Linked DNA regions of Homo sapiens: region 2 is linked to region 1. A link is a loop called in an ENCODE intact Hi-C map of the cell type or tissue named here. Cell type or tissue: endothelial cell of umbilical vein. All regions are shown on one strand.

The links. Peaks named below come from ENCODE experiments on the same cell type or tissue, not always from the same donor. Only the 100,000 strongest peaks of a DNase experiment are listed, where the experiment ranks them.
Region 2: a loop joins it to region 1, with 6 times the contacts of the local background. A loop is called at or near these places in 1 of 110 quality-filtered maps.

What each region holds. Positions count from the first base shown.
Region 1 is chr6:136,065,590-136,070,589 of GRCh38, reverse strand. All of the region lies in intron 2 of PDE7B (phosphodiesterase 7B), which reads right to left. PDE7B-AS1 (PDE7B antisense RNA 1) reads left to right here. Exons shown (of 4, transcript NR_149042.1): 3 at 259-366. Among named protein-coding and RNA genes, the nearest start is that of PDE7B-AS1, 4.7 kb to the left of the region's middle. RefSeq lists an enhancer at 2,387-2,931. In endothelial cell of umbilical vein, no CTCF peak of the experiment used is centred here; DNase peaks (open chromatin) are centred at 1,269, 2,749 and 4,379; H3K27ac peaks cover 3,953 bases.
Region 2 is chr6:135,992,462-135,997,461 of GRCh38, reverse strand. The region is part of intron 2 of PDE7B (phosphodiesterase 7B); the gene reads right to left. Among named protein-coding and RNA genes, the nearest start is that of PDE7B-AS1, 78 kb to the left of the region's middle. In endothelial cell of umbilical vein, no CTCF peak of the experiment used is centred here; a DNase peak (open chromatin) is centred at 2,061; H3K27ac peaks cover 1,745 bases.

The DNA of each region.
Region 1 (5,000 bases):
TATCTGGATCAATGCCATTAACTAACCTTTTAAAATAAAAAAAGCAGATTAGAGAACACTTAATATTTTTTCAACAATATTGTTATTCATGAGACTTGATTATGCTAATATTATTTGAGAATGACATATTATAGTCATATAAAATGTGAAAAATATAGGCCTGAAAGCAAATTGGATGGGTATTTATAAAGATTAATAAATATTCTAACTGGATATCATTGTGAAATTATAAATAATTTGCCTTAATATCATTGACAGATTCTAACCCAAAAGAATTCAAATATATTGGATTTCCTCTCCTGTTCAATTGGAATTCAAGGACTTAATCCACTTTTAATTACACTGTTCCTGTTGTTGCATCAAAAGGTATGTTTATCAACTGGTTTTGAGTTTAAGTAGCTGTTTCTTAAAATTCATTTTAAATCTTCTGTTTTTTTTTTTTTATATAGGCTTTCATACTTTAAGATACAGTGCAGCTGAATACAGTTGAATATAGTTGAGTTGAGCTATTCAACTGATCAGTTCCCTGCAACTTAATATGTATGCTGAGAAAGAGTTGACTCTTGGGGGAATTTCTAATTTTTTGATATTTATCAGTTTAATATACTTAAAGTTTTGGGGTCTTTTGTGCTCATTTGAATTCAGATTTCTGTTTGCATAACACTTTAATGATGACTCGGATTAGAGATAGTTTCATTGATCAATAGACAGAAAAAGAGATTTGCCATCTTTTAAACTGATTCTTTAAGCACTTCATTTACCATTCTGAATTTTTTAACATTAATTTTTGTGATATTTTTACCAAGGCAATTCATCTCTGCTCTATTTTCTGATGAAGATATTGTGATTTTAACAGTAATTTAAAACAAACAAAAATTGAAGATAATTTTTCACACTTTATAACTGTATATTATAGAACTAAGTGTTTAAAAAAGCTGAAAATGACTCATTTAAAAGACCTAGTTTGTTTTAATTGGCTAGATATTAATTTCAAAAATTTAAAATAGGCAATAACTGTATTCTTGAATGCCTTAAAAACTCTGCACATTTATATAATCAAATGCTTTTTAAAGAATATTAGCCTTGCTTTTCTGAGACAGTTTTGAACTGTACAATTTCAAGGACTGAATTGAAGGGGAAACCATTAGGACTTGTTGATGGAGGATGCATTCACTACTGATTATTTTCTAATTCCTCCATGGATTTGATCAGTGTAGCCTCACATGTACATATTTACTTATGCACGTGCTTGTGAATGGTTTAAAGATGATTCACTGCATGCTGAGAGTGTTTTCTCCTCATGATTTGTCCCCGCTTGCTTACTGCTTCCAGCTCCTCAGCCTTTAAAGCAAAAGCACATTTTAAAGTTATTTCAAAATTATTTCTTTCTCCTTTGCTATGGGCAGTGTAAACCCTAAATAAAATTCTAAGCCCCCCAACCAACTGAATTGATCCCTCCTCTGGGCCAAGGGCATTCTAACGTAAACCTGAAACACTAGTTCAGGCTATGAGGGGAAGGGGTGGTTGGACATGCCTCATTATACCTTCCTCCCTTAGGAATTCAGGCACAGGTGACCAGCACTGACATTAAAACAGAGACCTTAAGACTGACAAAACAGATGCTTTGTCGCAATAAGATACTAACATGAGATAGCAGGCCCTGAAAGAAATCGAAGTATTTTACCCCAAAACAGATTGCTTTGACATATATTTGACCCATTCTATGTATTTTTTCTGATCCAGGAGAGAATCAACTAAAGAGTCTGGCACCTTTTAAAGTGTGATTAAGAAACATTTACAATCGATTCTCTCTGAAGCCTGCTACCCAGAGGCTTCATCTGTGTAATAAGAATCTTGAAGGCCGGGCACGGTGGCTCACGCCTGTAATCCCAGCACTTTGGGAGGCCGAGGCGGGTGGATCACAAGGTCAAGAGATTGAGACCATTCTGGCTAACACAGTGAAACCCCGTCTCTACTAAAAACACAAAAAAATTAGCCGGGCGTGGTGGCGGGCGCCTGTAGTCCCAGCTACTCTTGAGGCTGAGGCAGGAGAATGGTGTGAACCCGGGAGGCGGAGCTTGCAGTCAGCCGAGATCGCGCCACTGCACTCCAGCCTGGGAGACAGAGCGAGACTCCGTCTCAAAAAAAAAAAAAAAAAAAAAAAAAGGAATCTTGGTCTCCACAACCCCTTCTCTTAACCCAGGCACTCCCTTCTATTGATTCCAGGTCTTTAGATTTTTCAACCAATTGCCTATCAGAAAATCTTTGAATCCACTAATGACCTGGCACGCCGCCCCCACTCCCAGCCCCAACTCTCCTAGTTGTCTTGCCTTTCCGGACAGAACCAATGTACATCTTTCATGTACTGTTGGATGTCTTATGTTAAAATGCTCAAAACCAAGCTGTAGCCTGACCACCTTGGGCACATGTTCTCAGGCCCTCCTGGGCCTGTGTCACGGGCCGTTGGTCACTCATATTTGGCTCGGACTAACTCTCTTCAAATATTTTACAGAGTCTTAACTCTTTTTCGTCGACAGCAGCTAACAATTGAACTGTTTGGGGGATTAAAACATGAATCACAAACATTCCTTTCAGGTGGCATTTCATTTTTTTCTTCTGAAGGAAATCAAGAACCAGAAATTCAGTTTCTTCTAAATTAATTAGATCATTGTTTGCTGCTTTTCCTCTTCCTGACCTTCTCTTTTCATTGATTCTGGAAGGGAAGTGTGTGTTCCACTCATCTCAAAGGAATGCTTGCAATTTGGCGGTAGATTATGCAAACTCCAATTAGCGATCCACAAGGTGTTGAAAAAACAAGGCCTGATGTGTGGGAAATACTGGCAGCTCACTTCCAGCACTTGAAAAACACCTTCCTTGCTTAGATGTGAAGCCACATCTATATCAACATTAAATGCTGGTCAAAAATCACACTTAGAATAGTTGAAATAGAATACAAAACCAAAGCAAACCAAAAAAGTTAAAAAGAAGAAGTCAAACACTTTAATTCTAGTTATGCTTCCGGCATAGAAGTCCCTAGATATTGCTAGTCAAGTCTTAATTAGAATGTCCTATGTAGTTTTAGGTTTTATGTTAAATTCTAACACATTTCATGCCTTCATTTCAATTAAAAATATTTACACTGGGCTTTGGGTATACAGGTCTTCATAAAGTCTAGTAGGGATTTGAAAGTGGGCAATGGAAATCAGCAAAGGCAGATGATTAGGGCTGAGAAACAGAAATAAATTCAATAAAGTCTCACTTAGAATTGGGATTATTTGGTTTGGAGAAAAATGGGTAAATTGTTCCTTTGAAGATGCTTTAAGCTGAAAATTTTACATGCATGCCTCATCTTATTATCTAGAACATTTCTGTGAATGAAGGAGAAAGATACATTCCCAATGTGTGGAGGAATTCCTACAGAGAAAAAACATGGTTGTTGTGTTGGGTGCAATGGCTCACACCTGTAATTCCAGCATTTTGGGAAGCTGAGGTGGGAGGATTGCTTGAAGTAAGGAATTTGAGACCTGGGCAACATAGCAAGACCCTATCTCTATAAAAAATATTAAATTAGCTGGGTGTGGTCGCATACACCTGTGGTTCCATCTACTTGGGAGGCTGAGATGGGAGGATCACTTGCGGCCAGGAGTTCTAGGCTGCAGTGAGCTACCATCTATTGTGCCACTGTGCTCCAGCCTGGGTGACACAGTGAGGCCTCATTTCAAAAAAAAAAAAAAAAAGGTTATGGTTATCCAAAGGAATACTCAGGGAGTCATTGATAAGGATGTAACCAGTATTCATATTTCCCTAGCTTCAGCTTTGTGCTCTGTCTCTCCATTTCTTCTGCTTTTGTTCTTCGGTTGCTAAGTGATATTCAACTTTTTTTCTTTTTAAAGAGTATTTATCATGAGACTTTGTGTAACAGGATATATTGCATACCTGAAGGTTTTTTAAAAATCCTAAAAAGGATTTTTAGTAAAAACTTTAAATATCTGTTTTCATAACTGGTTTGCACCTGCATAGCGAAAGGGCTGAACATCTATTCTTTTGCAGTTGCCCAGGCTATGCCTATTTCATTAACTTATTCAAAGATCCAAAGTGCCACATTCATGTTCTCTAAGGGCTTTGAATCTCTCATATTTGTGGGTGCTATAATAAGAAAATGATGGCTTTGTAAAGGAGCATCAATAACGTTTCATTTCTGTTCAGTATTTGGTTCGGAGTCATCCCACCTCTCCTATCTACTCTGAGACCATGCATCTTGCCTTCTAAAAGGACCAAACCAAACCCAAACAGCAAACATGGAATCCAAGGTGCACATCTGCTCTAAGGGTTATTGAGTCATCCTGGGGGAGTCAGTCACATTTCCCAGCATTAAGTATAATATTATGGGCAAGGCCTTTGTGCTGTTGTGCAATGGAAACAGGAATTGCTGTATTGCCTCGCAGGTAGAAGAGTCTTTCCTTCTGAACTGCTATTAAGTCAGACTGGCTAAAAATAAGGAAAGAGCCACATATAGACATGCCTGGATAAAACTTAAAACAAACAAACAAAAAAAGCCTTTATGGAAATCACTGGATTGTGAACTTTGAGGAAGCCATTGGCAGTGGTGTGTAAAATTGGTGACCTTGTTGTAAACCACCAGTTAGAACTCTGAAGATCACAGGGGGAAATACTATTTTCACATTGTTACTAAGAACTGATAAAAAATAAAGAGCATATCTTAGTGGTTAAAATCTGAAATATTAACTGTTCCATAATAGCTGCTATTCTAGAAATCTGATCTTTCTGAAATTTATGCCTAATCAGACTTTGAAAAATCCAGAATAAACTAAACTATTTAGATGAAAACGTTACATGATCACCATGTAATAGAATCTGAGACACTGAACTCTATAATTTAATATTAATTGATATACGGTTGTATACCCTGAATTTCTTGTTTGCTGTTGGGTTTGGTTTGGTTTTTTTGGAAAGCAACATGTATGGCTTCAGGGTATATG
Region 2 (5,000 bases), 73 kb after region 1:
TTTCTATGGCTTTTTTTTTTTTTTTTTTTTTTTTTTTTTTTTTTTTTTGAGACAGGGTCTCATTCTGTCAGCTAGGCTGGAGTGCAGTGGCATGATCATGGCTCATTGCAGCCTTGACCTTCCAGGCTCAAGCTATCCTCCCCACTCAGCCTCCCTAGTAGTTGGGACTACAGGTGCATGCCACCACACCTGGCTAATTTTTGGATTTTTTGTTGAGACAGGGCCTCACCATATTGCTTAGGTCTTGAACCCCTGGGCTCAAGCAATCTGCCCATCTTGGCCTCCCAAAGTGCTGGGATTTCAGGGTTGAGCCATTGTGCCCAGCCTGCTTCTTGAAATTACCACATGGTCAATAAAAAATAAAACAACAACAACAAAAAAACCGAGAATAAAGTCACAGATTTGAAGTGAATGATGGCCTCCAGCTTCCATCGGGACTGGGCTATTAAAGGATAGTTCAGAGGAGTGGATGATGGTCTCAGTGTTTCTTATCAGATTTAACAGTTGATCACAGTAGCATATCTCCAATGGACTATACTCAAATTTAATGTGACTAATCTTCACAGCATCCCTGTGCTCTAAGTGGGTATTGCTATTTCTCGGAAGGAGAAAATACCAAACAGTATATTTGCTGTTATCTACCCTGGATCCTTCATATTTACTCACACAAGTGCTGTGCATACTGGAAAAGAAGTAGGGTAACTAGATGGATTTTTCTTCTCAGTATTGGATCAAAACAAGACTAAGATAAAAGACTACAGTTGGACCAAATGAACATATTTCTGCTGTTTAGCATTTGACACAGGGACAGAGAATGAGTTAAAAAGAGAAACGGATACTTCTCTCAGCAACAAAGCTAGATTGTCTAAATGGGTTAATGTGAGAAAAACTTACAAAACAGTCCTCCTTGTTCTATATTGATAAAAATCTGTGCTTTTGCCTCCGTTATTTTCTCGCCTTTTGTAAGGATAGAAAACTAATACGGTATTATGTTACTTCTTAGTGGTAGGGAGTCTATACAATATGTAAGTTAAAGGGAATCTAAATCTATCACATATTAGTAGTTGAATCATTTGGTGAATCAGTGAATTTCTGACTGAAGTTAATTTTTAGCTCAAACATATTTGTGATCTATATAACAGCAAGTATCCTTGCTTGATTTGTTTGAATAAACAAATCTAGAAATCTAGAAAAACCAGTTTGAAAGACATTCTTGTTTACAAATGGACCAATAATTATGCCAAAATATAAAGTCATAATTTTGAAATTAGAAAATTATATGCTATTATTCTCAATATATTTATTTAGGTTTGCCTATTTGACACTAGGAAATTGATGTTCTCTTGGTAAAGATCCTGTGTCTAGGCATGTATCACCATCAAGTAGAGGTTTTATTTTAGTCAATGGTAAACTTTTCATGAGATTTGATCTAACTTTGAGAAATAAAAATAAAAAGCACCAACTCTCTCTCCTTCTCTGTGTGTGTGCATGTGTGTATCCATTTATTTAAAGAAAGCTGAGAAATTTATGGTGTTAATTAACAATTAAATTATAAAACAATTCCTTATAATAGGCTTTTAAAGAAAAAACCTCTTTATGTTTATGTTAATTCTCTTCATTAATTTTTATTTTAATGTAGTTCCAATTATTCCATTTACAAATAAGTTTAGACTATTTATAATTCACTCAAATTGTCTTGTTGTGAAATGTCTTTAGTTAATGGATATGGGCAAGGCTTTGCGCTGGTATCCCTGGGCTGGTAAGAACGTCTCTCAGACTAATCAGCTAAGCAGAGCAGAGGAAGATAACCTGTTTTGCACAGAACATATAGGTATGCTGGTCACTTTTAAGAACTTCACCACAACGGTCTTTTTCTAACACTAATTTTCTATTCTCCTCAGAAGAGACCAACTTCCCATTTGTCCACACTGGCTTTCATTTTCTGCTGTTACCCCTGAATCGACTCATACTCATCAGTGTCTTCACTGGCTGATTAAGCATGAGTCAGAAATTTGTTCTGCCAACAACAACAAAAAATACTATTTTTATCTCCTTCAGATGTAAACCTTTAAAAAATATATTTTTTAGAATCTTTAATGTTTTCAAGATAGTGGGATTCAGACACATTTCTATTGATACACACCATGCTTCCTTTTCCTGGATTTGTCAGAGGAAGTTGCATGTCTGTGGCTGGATTTAGATGGATTAGTATGGACTGAGTAGCGGTGGTACATATGTATGGAGCGTGGGGCCGGGGGAGGGTTAAGGTTTGGGACATGAACTTGGTGGCCAGAGGGCCTGGAGGCCTGTAGGATTTGTGTGACCAAAGGCCCGGGCCAAAGGGTCCCAGGGCAGCATGAAGGGACTTGGCCTCACTGATAAGAGGATGCAGAGTTGGGAGGGGACATGAAGAAGCAGGATGGATAGGTCTCATTCTGAATAATCTTTGATTATGGGGAAGCCAGTGCTTACTATTGATGAAAGTGCTGTTTTAGGAAGATTTGAGAGCATGAGGAAAGATAAAAACTGAGCCCTATGACTATGACTAACTCTGTTTTAGATCCTTTGAATTGCTGATAGCACTCACTGTTTCTATGCCACATTTTCTGTAGTAATATTTTTTAAAATGAGAGCTTTAGTACATGCTAATATAATAATTCTTAGCATTCTCGAATTGTTTAATACGTATTTGTAGTTATTATGAGGAGTTGCTATCTTATTCTTTACTCTCAACAATGCCAAACCTGTGCTAGATCCTCAATAAGTGCTTGTTGAATATAATTGAATAAATGAGATTCATTAGTCTTCTAATATAATAAAGACAGTGTTCTTGAGTTTAAAAAGTCTCTTCCAATCGGATTTTGAGTGTATTATAGGCTCTATTGTATCCATGACTTCTATAAATTGTGGAGACATTTCAGTTGGCTTTAATGGCTTTCTAACTCTGAATCCATTTATACATGTGCTTTGCTGCAAAAGATTAATTAATAATTAAATATTTCCTTACTCTAGGTAGGATGGAGTCAAATGTATCTTTGGTGAAATAGAAGCTTCAGATAAAATTTGTGTAACTCAGCCCTGTTGAGGAGAACCATACTATTTTTTTCACCTCTAGTAATATAACTGTGAATGATACATTCATCTTTTCATTTTCGTATGAAGTGTAAAATAACTCATCCACTTTAACAAATGTGCTTATTCTGAAGTGTTTCCTCAATGGAATTCACAAGACACAATCTCAGTGGTAATTAGGCCAATGTCCTCTCCTTCCCACCTCCCTTCTTAATATACATAAAACACACACACACACACACACACACACACACACACACACACACACACACAGATCCAATACAAGAACAGGCAACTTTAGTTCTTAGTATAATTTCTATGAGTTTACTTCTGCAGGAGATTAAAGGAAGGGGTAGTTTAAAAACAGAACTGAGAAACTGGGATCCCTCTTAGATTTCTGCAAGCTGTTTTTCAGGCTGCTGTTGTTTATTACTTTGCTTACTCAAGTTAATTATACCTCTCCTCCTATGTCTCTTTGGATAGACCCGAGTTTTTATAAGGGCTGGTCCACATCCACTTGACTGGTGAAGGAAAGAAAGCATGCTTTTTATTACCACCAGTACTTGTCTTATGAAAGATAGGAAACTCAAAGTTAAGCTTGAAATCTCTACCTCTACCTTGGTCACTTTGTTAATCTGCCCGAATTTTGAGGTTCAATCTGCCTTAATGCTCACCATTAATTCAGCCCATCAGTTAACCATAAACCCTTTAATAATGTCCCACAGGAATTCCTGAGTAGACACAAGTTTCTGGCTTGCTTTGAAATTACACAAGGCCTCCTCATAGAAATGGTTAGGACTGTCAACAGACATGCTCTTTTTACCTAGTTTAAGGGAGAAGAAGGCTGCTTCTGTGCCAGCTTATAACAGTCTTGCTGCCTTCTCAGCTGTATCAGGGGCGCTCAACCCTGGCTGAACGTTAGAGTCACCTGGGGAGCTTTCAAAAATATCAGTGCTTGAGCCTGATGCTAGAATCACTGCATGATGAGACTGGAGCATCTGAATTTTAAAAATCTTCCCAGGTAATTCCAAGGGTTAGCCAGGCTTGAAAACGATGGAGTTAAGAACCAAGAAGACACTCCTCTGAAAGATGAAATAGGTGATACCTTCAACTCTATTGCGGAATGCTAAGATGTTGGCTAAGGCTGAACTTTTGATGTTTATCTTTAGAGTCACATTCAGGATAGCCTTCACCTCTCACCAGTTGAGTCCACCTATCAGAGTTGTCTCCATTTTTTTCATGCCACCTACAGAAATGTGACCTGGCCCAATGTAGCAGGGGTTGACCAGACTGCAGAGGACGGGGAGTTCAGCTCACAATGAGGATGGAGAAGGTAACAACTGGGCGTGATGATAGGAGCATTTGGACCACTAAAGGGTTTCACAACTCACTGTGTGACATTGGGCAAGTCACTGAATTTTCTCCAACCATATTCTCCAGCCAAGTAAATAAGAAGTCATTACCCTACACTTACTTCACAGGGCTGTTGGGAGGGGCACATGAGATTGTGTACTTGAAAGCACTTTATAAACTGTAAAGTTTCATACTTCATAGAAATTACTATTCCCACTTATGGAACAGAGTTACTTTGAAGTTTATTAAGTGTGTTCTTTCCATGGACCAAACACTGGGAAATAATATTTTAATATCCGTAGATGAAACATAAATGGACATGTAGCACATATTTTGAGTCACATTTTCCTTCATTTGCTATCATTTATCCTGAATATAAACCATCCACAAACTCTAGCTACAGGGAACAATTAAGTAAAAAGGAAAGTTAATCTGTTTATTCTAATGCATAAAAACTTGGAAAAAAAAATTTGAAGTATCATCACAGGTGTTATTAAGTGTTTACTGCCCAAGACCCAGTGTTAGGCACTGTGCAGTGCTGGCTTGATTTGAACTTTAACATATTATAAGCTAAA